Regions from separate parts of the Homo sapiens genome. Here region 1 is linked to region 2. Evidence: chromatin contacts called from ENCODE Hi-C data. All regions are on one chromosome and are shown on one strand. Each heading gives the region's core, a stretch centred on a gene start or an enhancer-like site at or near the end of the contact. The rest is flanking DNA. Distances are from core to core; before and after follow the strand shown. Region 1 holds the start of AKAP1 (A-kinase anchoring protein 1). Region 2 holds the start of TOB1 (transducer of ERBB2, 1).

Region 1 (5,165 bases), core at 2,666-5,165, 6.2 Mb before region 2:
CTGATAATTTTGACCAAACCTCTTTTAGCCACTGAATAAACCAAGATCTGGAAGGCCAACCAGCCTGCCTAGAATCACCGCCAGGTTTCAGCTCTGAGAGCTGCAGCAAGTCCCAGGCTCTTGTCAGCTAAGCCCAGCAGTGAAACAAGCCTCATCAGCCCTAGGTTATACATATTTTTACTTCCAGGACTCACCTCAGGGCCCTTCTTTGCTCCCAAGTGCAACTGGGCCTTAGTGACACCTGGCTCGGTGAACACAACCAGCCACCATTACAGAACAGGGAACACAATGTTTACCACTGACTGCTGCAAACTATCAAACCAAGCCGGAAAAACAACCAGATGGTGAAGACCCGGACAGAATGTGGACAAGGCTGCACCATTTAGTAAAATGAAAAAGTTAAGGCAAAGGACACCTTGAAAGCTATTTATTGCTGGAAAGCTAGTTCTCAGAATGCTGAATGATAACACACACAATGTTAACAATCTACTTAGAAAGCAGCAGAAAGATTAGGAGAAAAGCCCAGGGATTTAAGAATATTCCTTGGTTCTTCTCACAAAAGCCATCCAGAGGACCTAGTTTTAACTCCACACCCACGCTTCCTAGTTCCTCTACCCCTCAATTTGAATTTGTGTGACAGCCACTGAAACAATCCAGAATGACCTCCAGCTTCACCCTCACTGTTCTCAGAGGTGTGAGGATTAAAGGATTAGTGTGCTCATAACTCACCTAGCACAGTAACTATCAAGAAAGAGGCATCCTCTCAAGTTTAGCTCCCAGCTCCCCCACTACCTGTTTCTCCAGCCAGACTCTGTCCTACTTCAAACATGCTCACTGATGATGTTTTCCACAGCCCAAGCTTCAAATTAGGTACCAAGGCCAGGAGGTTCCTTCAGTGGGATGCCACATGTGATGGGAACTTAATGTTAAATGATCATAAAAGTGAAAACTGCCTGAGGTATTACACCAGGAAGGAACATGGAAGAAACAGAACTTGCCCTAAGAAGCAAGATTTAGGACTAAAATACACCCCCCACCATAAAGATGAGCAACTCTCAAACAGTATATGAGATGATTTCAATGGGACAAGATGCCCACAGGATCTACTACCTCCCCATAGTGGAAGAAAACGCCTGAGAATGACAAGCTGAAGGTATTAACTCATACCTGAAACAACTGACTTCCCCACAATAGGAAAACAGACCAAGCTACAGAAAGGCCCAATCATTCAGACTCACAGGGAAGATTAGGAAGGAGTGACCTAGGGGAACTCTACGGCCAGCTCTCTGGGTACATTGGCTACAAGCTGCCTGCTCTTCAAAGCCCTGAAATGCACACACAATCAAGTCATGTTGCAGGCTGGGAGCAGGAGGCTAGCCAGCAAAGCTTAGGGAAACCAATTCGTTTTTCCTCCCAAACAAGCTTCTGGGTCAGAGGCTAAGGAGAGGGGTGCTTTTAATAGAATTCAAGTCACTCAAGTAATTCAAGAGAAACAAAGTCAGTCTCAGGGATTGTTCAGGGAGGAGAGGGGAAGAGCAATGCTTAAGCACCTATCACAGTCCCCAGTATCACAAATATGATCTCCATTTGTCTTTAGGACAGGAAAAGGGAATACTGTAGAGGCTAACACCAGCCTTCCCCTAAAATATGGCTGCAACCCAGCCTATGTCCAAAGCTCAAGAATAATTTGGGTTACCAGGCAGCAAGATAAATTGCTTTTAAATATTGATGTTCAGCAACCTTACACTGGAGACATATCGACTTCAGCACCTGAGCAGGCCACTTACAACAGACACCTCCACTGTCACCCTGCAGTGGCCAAGTGAGAATGCATTTCCTAGAAACAACTGGGAGATGGGAGAGATATTCCTACAAGGAACTAGACCTAGACACAAATCCATTAGACCTGTCTCACTCATTGGCTAGGATCTGTTACCTGCAAGTTCTGAGCCATCATCTGACAACATGCATGAAGACAGAGCCTATTAATCCAGTAATGGACTCAAGCTTTAGTGATTTGCATGCCTGTAGGATCCAGAGGACCTCCTCTAACCTAGGGCCATATTTCAAAGAGAATACACCCAAGAATTATGCAGAACCTACAAAACTAGTTAGAGGTTAAAGAAAAGTTCAACACAAGTCAAAAGGTTCCCAAAACATAACTTCACTTGCTTCCAGTGCTCAGGGTCTTAAATAATCAGCAGGTGAACCACTTCAATGCCAAGATCAGAGGAATTATATAAATGATCAAGTCAGGCAGCCTTCTTCATTTCAAAGATGTTCTGTACCTTTAAGAGCAAAGTGGATGGGTGGTGCTAAGAGTCCAAGCTTTGCTTTCTAAATAAAGAGTTAAAAAAAAAAAAGGTACTAATTTGGGAAGGACTTAGCAGTTACAAGAGCTTGTAAGGCTACTAGTTGCCAGAATTAATAGCTTTTTGTGAACGGTGTTCCTTGATCAGTAACTAACAGATACTGTTGCACCAGGTCCAGCAGCCTAGATTTCACTGGAGACAAATCTAAACACGAAGTAACGCGCACTACAGTAGGGGAAAGATACCCAGGTTAACCTCACTAATTGCCCTGCGCATACACCCTACCCAGCTTGAGAGGCCTCGACTCGCACCTGGAGCGAAGTCCACCGGGTTTGTGTTAACGGCGGCAGGAAGGCGCCGCCACCCAGGACATCCCCCAGGAGAGGAAGATCCCGAAACGCCCAGGGCTCCCATGCCGTTCCGAGTCGCCACAGCACCGCCTACCACGATCAGCACCTTTCTTCTCCTATCCCTCCCTGGAAGGGAAACAGGAAGACCTTCAGCTAGGGCACAAAAGAGTTGAACGCCAGAAAGCCCGCGTTCGAGGCATCCAGCCACTGCCTCTCCTAGCACATCGTAACCCCAAAACTGGCGCGGTCCCTCCAGATCGCAGACCCCGGGCCCTGGGCCGCAGGCGGGGCCGGACACGTGACCGTCGGGGCCCCCGGGCGTGAGGTCGGCAGACACCCCAGGCTGGACGGCCTCCACCCCTCCGGACACGCCTGCAGGGGCTACGAATGCAAATTCCCCCCGAGACGCCCCTGAGCCTCCGACCTCCAGACCCCAATTCGGTTCGAACGGTCCCTCAGCCCGAAACACGGTTGGATCACAACCGGCCGATGTCCCGGCCCATCTTCCCAGTTCCCCTGGCTCGCCGCACGGAACTCCCAGGGGCTGCGCCGGCGGGCGAGCCGAGGGTGAGAAGTTGGGCGAGGCTCCAGAAGTGAAGGGGCAGCTCCGGCTCAGACTGTGTACACACGACCTTTGAAAAGTAAACGCCCGCGGGGCTGGGCGACCTTGGGTGGGACGCGCTCGGGTCAGCCTCGCAGGCGGGTGTGCACGCTCCGGTTAAGTTGAGGTGCAGAGAGGCGACCCGGGCGTCGCGCCCTCGCCCCCCGCCCCCGAGGACAGTGACGCGCGTGGGGAGGACGGCGCGGCCGCAGAGCGCCGCCCAGAGCCGCGCACACGCGATCTGTCAGGAGCCCGCGGGCAGACAACCGGCGGGGAAGGACGAGAGGGGGCGCAGACGAGGGAGGGAAAGATGGGCCTGCCTGACAGCGCGCGGCGGCCGAGAGCCCCCAGGACACCTCTGCGTCCGGAGCGTCCCGCCCCCGGGGTACCTGGAGGGCGCGTCGCACCCTGCACCTGCACCTCAGGCTCCCCATCGCCCCGACCCCGCCGCCTTCGGGTCTCCGGCAGGGGGTCCCCGGCGCAGCTGCCCCCGACCTACCAGCTCCTCGGCTACCATCGGGGTGCGGGATGCGGAGTCCGCGCGCCGCCGCCGGCCCCCGGCTGTGCCCCGCGGCCCGGCCCGCAGCGCCGCGCTTCCGCAGCTCCCCCACGTGCTAGCCCAGGCGGGTGGAACACAGAGACATTAAATACTGAAGACGCGCGGCGACGTGCCCGCAGCGCGACGCAGGCCCCGCCCCTCGCCCTTGTGCCCGCGCGCTCCCGAGCCCGCCCCGCTCACCTGCGCGTGCGCGCCGCCGGCCGCTCCCGGCAGTGCCTCCGCCGCGCCTCTCCCAGCTGCGCCAGAGGGGGCGCGGTCTACAGCGCTGGGCTAACATCCCGCCGCCGCCCGGAGCCGGGTCTTGCTCGCGCTCTCGCGAGAGAGCCGTCATCTCTCCGGTGCCCGGGAGAGGGGCCGGGCGGGACGGTACAGCAACCGGAGGAACCTTGATTCCCTGCCCCGCAAGCCCAGCACCGGTTTTGCCGCCTTGTCTCGAAGGGTCAACCAGGCCATCTCCTGCCTCGGGACGGAGAGCGCCCTGGAAAAGGCGGAGGGGCCGGTGAGGAGCAGGGCTTCCCTCGCTTCGGGGCTTTGAGCTTCCCTGTGACCGTCATTTCCTTGTAGCGTATAATTGGGTTGGCCATTAATAATTGCTCGATAACTGCATAATGGTGAAACCTGGTACCACTCAAATGCAACTTTCTTGCTCGTTTTCACAAGTCGATGTTATCGAAATGAAGCACTTTTCTCTGAATTGGTGTGGGTTTTGGAATGATTTTTGCAGAGATAGTCACGGTGAGTCACTATCTCTGCCAGGACCTTGGGAAAATAAATTCCTCCAAAATAAATGGAGAGGGTAGGGTTTTGGCTGTCCAGCCCTGCTGTCATCCTTAAAACAAAGTGACTTTAAATGAACATTTGTTTGGCCAAAATATAGAAAATAGATCATGCTAAGAACTAACAATTACTTGGGAAAATGCTTAATCTTCACTAGTGATCAAATGCAAGTTTAAATGACAGATGCCATTTACTATACCTAATGAGATTTAAGTCAAATTCATATATATATGAATCCCAATTGCATGGTGTGGTAGATGTCAGGAAGGAAACAAATAGGAAACTGACATAGGAAAGAAAGAAAAAGAGCCCTATTTTTTATTTTTTTTTTTTTGTGAGACGGAGTCTTGCTCTGTCGCCCAGGCTGGAGTGCAGTGGCACGATCTCGGCTCACTGCAAGCTCCGCCTCCCAGGTTCACGCCATTCTCCTGCCTCAGCCTCCCGAGTAGCTGGGACTACAGGCGCCTGCCACCACGCCCGGCTAATTTTTTGTATTTTTAGTAGAGATGGGGTTTCACCGTGTTAGCTAGGATGGTTTCGATCTCCTGACGTCGTGATCCGCCCGC
Region 2 (5,464 bases), core at 2,831-5,330:
GCCTGTAGTCCCAGCTACTTGGGAGGCTGAGGCAGGAGAATCACTTGAACCCGGAAGGCAGAGGTTGCAGTGAGCCAAGACTGTGCCACTGCACTCCAGCCTGGCGACAGAGTGAGACTCTGTCTCAAAAAAAAAAAAAAAAAAAAAAAAGAAGTAAAATGAGTATTAATAATTATACACCATGTGATAGCTATTCTCCTGTAACCCTTTCTCAATTTACAAGGAAGCATATTAAGAATTAGAAAACTTAGGATGTCTCTATCTCAGAAATCAAGGTGTTGCATGTGTGTGTTCTTGTGTGGATTAGGTAATAATTCAAGGCACTTTCAAGAACTGTATTTTATGAAGATATTGGAAGTTATTTTTTACCAAACGATTACCTTTATTGTAAGGGCCCACTGGGAATTGTGTAGAATGTAGGGATGTGAAAGGCAAAGGCTGTAGTTTCTAGTGACTGTTATTTGCTCAGAGAGAGGAATACCTCTTGATTGTGATACACTTGGAGCCTAATATCAAATTCTTTTTTCCTCCATAAGTCTAATTCCCTGCACAATTAGCAGTTAGCCCTCCACTCCCCTGCACAATTCCAAAGTAAATGTTAGATAATAATAAGCCATATGCAGAACTTGGATAAAGAACATTTTATACCTCGTGACTGGCAATGTTCAGAGATGTGAATCAGTTTTCCCTTTTATTTGCAATCCATATATATGTATTTTTTTTCTTTTTTGAAACGAAGTTTTGCTCCTGTTGCCTAGGCTGGAGTGCAATGGCGCGATCCCAGCTCACCGCAACCTCCGCCTCCCGGGTTCAAGTGATTCTCCTGCCTCAGCCTCCCGAGTAGCTGGGATTACAGGCATGCGCCACCATGCCAGGCTAATTTTGTATTTTTAGTAGAGACAGGGTTTCTCCATGTTGGTCAAGCTGATCTCGAGCTCCCGACCTCAGATGATCCACCCACCTTGGCCTCCCAAAGTACTGGGATTACAGGCGAGAGCCACCGCGCCCTGACTTGCAATCTGTATTTGAAGAACAGCTGCAGTATATATGTTAGGAACATTGAGTTTTAAGGGCGGAATATTTTATTTATTTATTTTTTTGAGAGAGAGTCTCGCTCTGTCGGCCAGCAGGAGTGCAGTGGCACGATCGCGGCGCACTGCAACCTCCATCTCCCAGGCTCAAGCAATTCTCCTGCCTCAGCCTCCCAAGTAGCTGGGATTACAGGCGTGTGCCACTACACCCGGCTAATTTTTGTATTTTCAGTAGAGACGGGGTTTCACCGTGTTGGCCAGGCTGGTCTCAAATTCCTGAGCTCAGGTAATCTGCCTGCCTCAGCCTCCCAAAGTGCTGGGATTACAGGCGTAAGCCACTGCTCCCAGCCAAGTGTGGAATTTTTTTTTAATTGAAGGAGACATTAGATATGATCTAATTCAACCCTTTTTATAGGTGAGAAAACTAAAAGTTTATTGAAACTGGTGTGAAACTCAGACCTCCCAGTACCCACCCTTCATTGCTTTTTCCAGTATGCCATGGGGCCTCCGTGTGTGTTGTTTGTGTGGTGTGTGTGTGTGTGTTTATATTTGGTCAGACATCTTCTTACACTCCTAGGCCAAGCAGCAATAACTCATAAATTTTTGACATCTACATTTCTGACTTAAAAATGCTTTTAATGCTACTGATATTTAATCAGTACCTATCAGATGACTGCTCTCATATTTCAAATCTGGAATTACAGATTGAAGACATTCAGAAAAGAGAACTTGTCCCTTCTCTTTAGAGAATTATTGAAAAGTACAGATAAGTTTGACAAAATTACAATTCATCTATCTTTAGACATTTTAGTCTCAGCCATGCCTAATATGCCCCCCCAATATAAAATTACTAATCAAGACACATGGTCCCGCAGTTCTAGATGTTTGGTACAGTACCATTATTTGCCTAATGGTAAAAGAAGTTGTGCTTCTAGAACACGTGAAAAATGAAGTGTTTCTTTTGGTAAGGCATTCCAAGGATATCCTGTCTAGTTTCTTGAAATTTCTGTGCTTAATTAGAAAACTAAAAATAACTCACTTTTATTACAGATGGACTTGTCATTACAGAAAACCAAAAACAAACAAATAAAAAAAGAAAACTGAACAAATCATTTATATTTGACGCTTTGATGACATTTCAATGCAGAGGAAGGGACATTTTAATTTAAATGCTTTCACAGTTTTGCCATACTTTCACATTTCAATTCCACTCCTGTTTGCAACTAAAAAACCCAAACACTCAAAAAAAAAAAAAAATCACATTAATCAGAATTTAAGGAGTCACTTAGTAAAACTATGTTTTAGGAATCTGTACAATAAACATGAAATCAGTCACCTGACCACTCCCCACCCTCAGCCCATTCCACAAACCCATCTTCCCACCCCTTCTCCTACGCATTGAGCCTTCAGAAATACCCTTTCTCAGTGCGGTTCCTTCTAAAAAGGAGAGGCGGGAGAGTCAGGGTGGAGAAGGCGGCTCCAACCAGATTTTGCGTCCACAAAGCCAAAAGCTTCTAGGCCTGGCATGTACGGCGGGTTTGTGCCCGAGGAGCACAGCTGGTCTACACGGGCCCGCCCCGTAGACACCCTACTCCTCGGTGAGCTGCGGTTTAACTTCCTTATAGCAGGTTGAGAGTGCAGGCCCCAACGTTTGGAGGGGAAGGCGGCGCCCCAACTGGTGTTTTTCCAGGAAGTGCTCCAAGAATGGAGAGGAGAGGGGAAAGGGGAAAGGGGAAGGCCAGGCGATGGGCGTTTCATTCATTGCTTCTTTCTCCCCGTCCCCTCCTTCGCTCCCCCCAGACTTTCCCCTTTTCCCAGTCCGAGTTTGACGTCGGTCTCCTGGATACCAGGCAGCCAATCGCCTCGTTGCGAAGGGACCAGCGCAGCCAATCAGGCGTCGTTGCTACCTGTGAGTAATATTTTTAGCTGAGAGGGACGCTCGATTCCACTCCCGATGTAATTTCGTGTATTTCTCTGGGGCAGGTTGTGAAAAAGGCACTTACCCGCCCCCCACCACGAGTCCCTCTCTTACCCCACTCCCTAGGTACCCGCACATATTTCAGCCAAGAATGATCTTAAACGCGCTTTACAAGCAGGCACCGCGTTTATTCTGTGCACCTGCGATCCAGCAAGCCCTAGAAATGCACGCATGCGTGTGTGTGTAGACATGGACACAGATACATACGCAGTTTGGCCTCGTGTCGCCACACTCTGGGCACGGCGTGGGCTGGGACATTTGGAATAAACGGATCCGAGTCGCAGCCGGGGTCGCACCGGGAGGCCTGAGGCTGCGGAAGCAGTTAAACTGCCGGCGGGGCGGGAGCTGTGGCGGCCTCCCTTCCCCACCCCCAGCCCGGCTCCACGTCTTTGGGTTCTGCAGCTGCCACTCTCTGGGTGGCGGTTGGCCTAGGCCTTGGGGTGATTAATATTCAATTAATCGGGTGCACAAGTCCCGGTCACAGTTTGCCCTTTCTCTACCCCGCCCCTGGGGTGGGCTGGAGGCCGATTTGGTAGCTATTCCACGAGCAGGATCCTCCTTGGCCGCAGACCCCCGCGGAGAGGGCACTTTCTGGGTACTCTTGCCGCTCCTCCAGCCCCGGTTCTCCTGAGCCGCTTCGCCACCAGCTTCGTCCCCCTCCCCCTCTGCCCGGCGCTCTCCGCCTAAACCGGGCGTCAGCCGCCCTACCCCACCCCTTTCTCTCTCATTGGCACGTCTGCCCCCACAGTCCCTTTCCAGACGTTCTCTTCATTCCGTCCCCAGTGCTCCGATCGTCGGTTCATTGGCCCTCCTGGAGCCCGGAGGGTGCGGCTTCCCCACCCCTGCGTCCGCCGCGCGTCCGGACAGGGGCAGGCGGGACTTGGCCAATGGCGTCGGGGGGCAGGGCAGGGGCGGAGCCGGCCGGCGGGGGACCGGGGTGCCGGGCGGGGAGCGCGGGGAATGGCTGCGCCGCCGGAGCTGTGTGACGCGGAGCGGGCGCGCGCACCCCGACGGAGGGGATGGGGGCGGGGAGGAGGCCATAAAACGAGAGGCGGGGCGCGCGCCGCGGCAGAAGGAGCGAAGCTCTGGCCCGGCGTGTAGCGGGCGCACTACGGGGACGCTGGGCCGGGCACCGGGCTGTGTGGAGAAGTGAGCGCGCTCGTCTGACCCCCGTGCCCGCCACCCCGAGCCACTAACGGCGATCTCCCAAGGCCTGCCCGAGGCCTCTGTCCTCTGTCCTCAGCCCCGCAGCGGCAACGTCTTGCACTCGGCGAGCTCGCCGCTCCCGACCCTCCCGCGCCCCCGCCCTGCCGCGCTGCTCCCCGCCCAGCCGCGGGTCTGTGGTCCAAGCCGCCCCGAAGCAGCCCGTAAGTATCTCGGGGCGCCGGGCGGGGTCGGCGAGGAGACGGGAGCCCCGGGCCCAGGCGGCGGAGGAGGGGCTGCAGCGGCGTCGAGCCCTGGGCCCTCGGGAGCTCGGGGACGGCGGGGTCGCGGCCCTGGGCGCCGAGGGGGCAGCGCCAGGACCCGAGGGGAGCGGCTCCGAGGGGCCGCCGGCGCGTCGGGCTCGTCCTGGGCAGTTGGCCGGGGACGGGCGGCCCGGGGCGAGCTGACGGGAATTGGGGGGTTGGGGTGCCCGGAGGAGCGACGAGCTCGCGGTGGAACGCTGGGGTTCGAGGGGCCGGTGGCCGCGAGGCTGAAAATGGTGCCGAGGAACCGGTGCTCCCCCAGGCTCTGGCCGGCTCCCAGGAGCCCGGGGCGGGGGCCACGGGGCGGGGAGCAGCGGGTCGGGTTACGGCGGGGGAGGGGAGCGGCTGACCCGGCGCCCCGACCTGCTCGGTGCTGGGTGCCCAGCCGGGAGAGGTTGCTCTTCCATTTCCCGGGCCTTCCTCCTCCTTCTCCGAGGAGGCTCGTACTCTCTTCCTCCTCCACCTCCACCTCCTCTTGCTGTTGCTGCTGCTGTAGCGCTTGGGCTCCGAGGGCTGTGAGCAGAAATCTAATGAGATCTAACTGGCTGTTTATGTAATTCTTCACACTCCTGCCTGTCTTAAGGCGTTGCTTTGTAACTACCTTCCACCGAGCCTGAATTTCGCTCGGCTGCACCTTCAAGCAATTGGGCTTAATCAGCTGCCTCTGCCGGCACTCAGGCTTTTGACTTGGAAAGTGTTTGTAGTTTGGGGGCAGCCAGAGATTCTTTTTCCCTTTGTCACCACGAATATGGAAAATAGAACAGACGAATTAAGACCAACTTGATTTTTAAACGTACTTTTAAATCAACTTCAGTGTGCAAATAGATCCCTTTCGCAAATATCTTCTGTTTGCCCTTGATCTTTTCTTATCCCCACCCAGTGCTGATCCAGCAAACGTTTAAAGGTCGACCTTACCATACTTGCCTCTCCGGCTGTTACCGTGAGAGGGAGGGAGGGAGAGAGGGACAGACGGAGGTTTTTTAAAATCA

Evidence for each region. Hi-C counts contacts between places; a loop is a spot of excess contacts on that map. Pooled maps may share reads with other maps.
Region 1: a loop to region 2 is called in a map of naive thymus-derived CD4-positive, alpha-beta T cell, with 22 times the contacts of the local background. The contact joins the promoter of AKAP1 here to the promoter of TOB1 in region 2. A Hi-C loop is called at or near these places in 1 of 168 maps with a recorded cell type or tissue (naive thymus-derived CD4-positive, alpha-beta T cell), 1 of 37 single-sample maps with no recorded cell type and 9 of 50 pooled maps.

Annotation. Positions count from the first base shown.
Region 1 is chr17:57,083,996-57,089,160 of GRCh38, reverse strand. It overlaps AKAP1 (A-kinase anchoring protein 1), which reads right to left and starts at 3,915. Exons shown (of 11, transcript NM_003488.4): 1 at 3,763-3,915. It overlaps AKAP1-DT (AKAP1 divergent transcript), which reads left to right and starts at 4,123. Exons shown (of 3, transcript NR_186437.1): 1 at 4,123-4,321. RefSeq lists silencers at 2,869-2,958, 3,239-3,538, 3,579-4,158 and enhancers at 2,837-3,339, 4,379-4,458.
Region 2 is chr17:50,864,970-50,870,433 of GRCh38, reverse strand. It overlaps TOB1 (transducer of ERBB2, 1), which reads left to right and starts at 4,080. Exons shown (of 2, transcript NM_005749.4): 1 at 4,080-4,376. TOB1-AS1 (TOB1 antisense RNA 1) reads right to left here and starts at 3,755. Exons shown (of 2, transcript NR_038458.1): 1 at 3,217-3,755; 2 at 2,063-2,938. RefSeq lists silencers at 3,745-4,254, 4,265-4,874 and an enhancer at 5,415-5,464.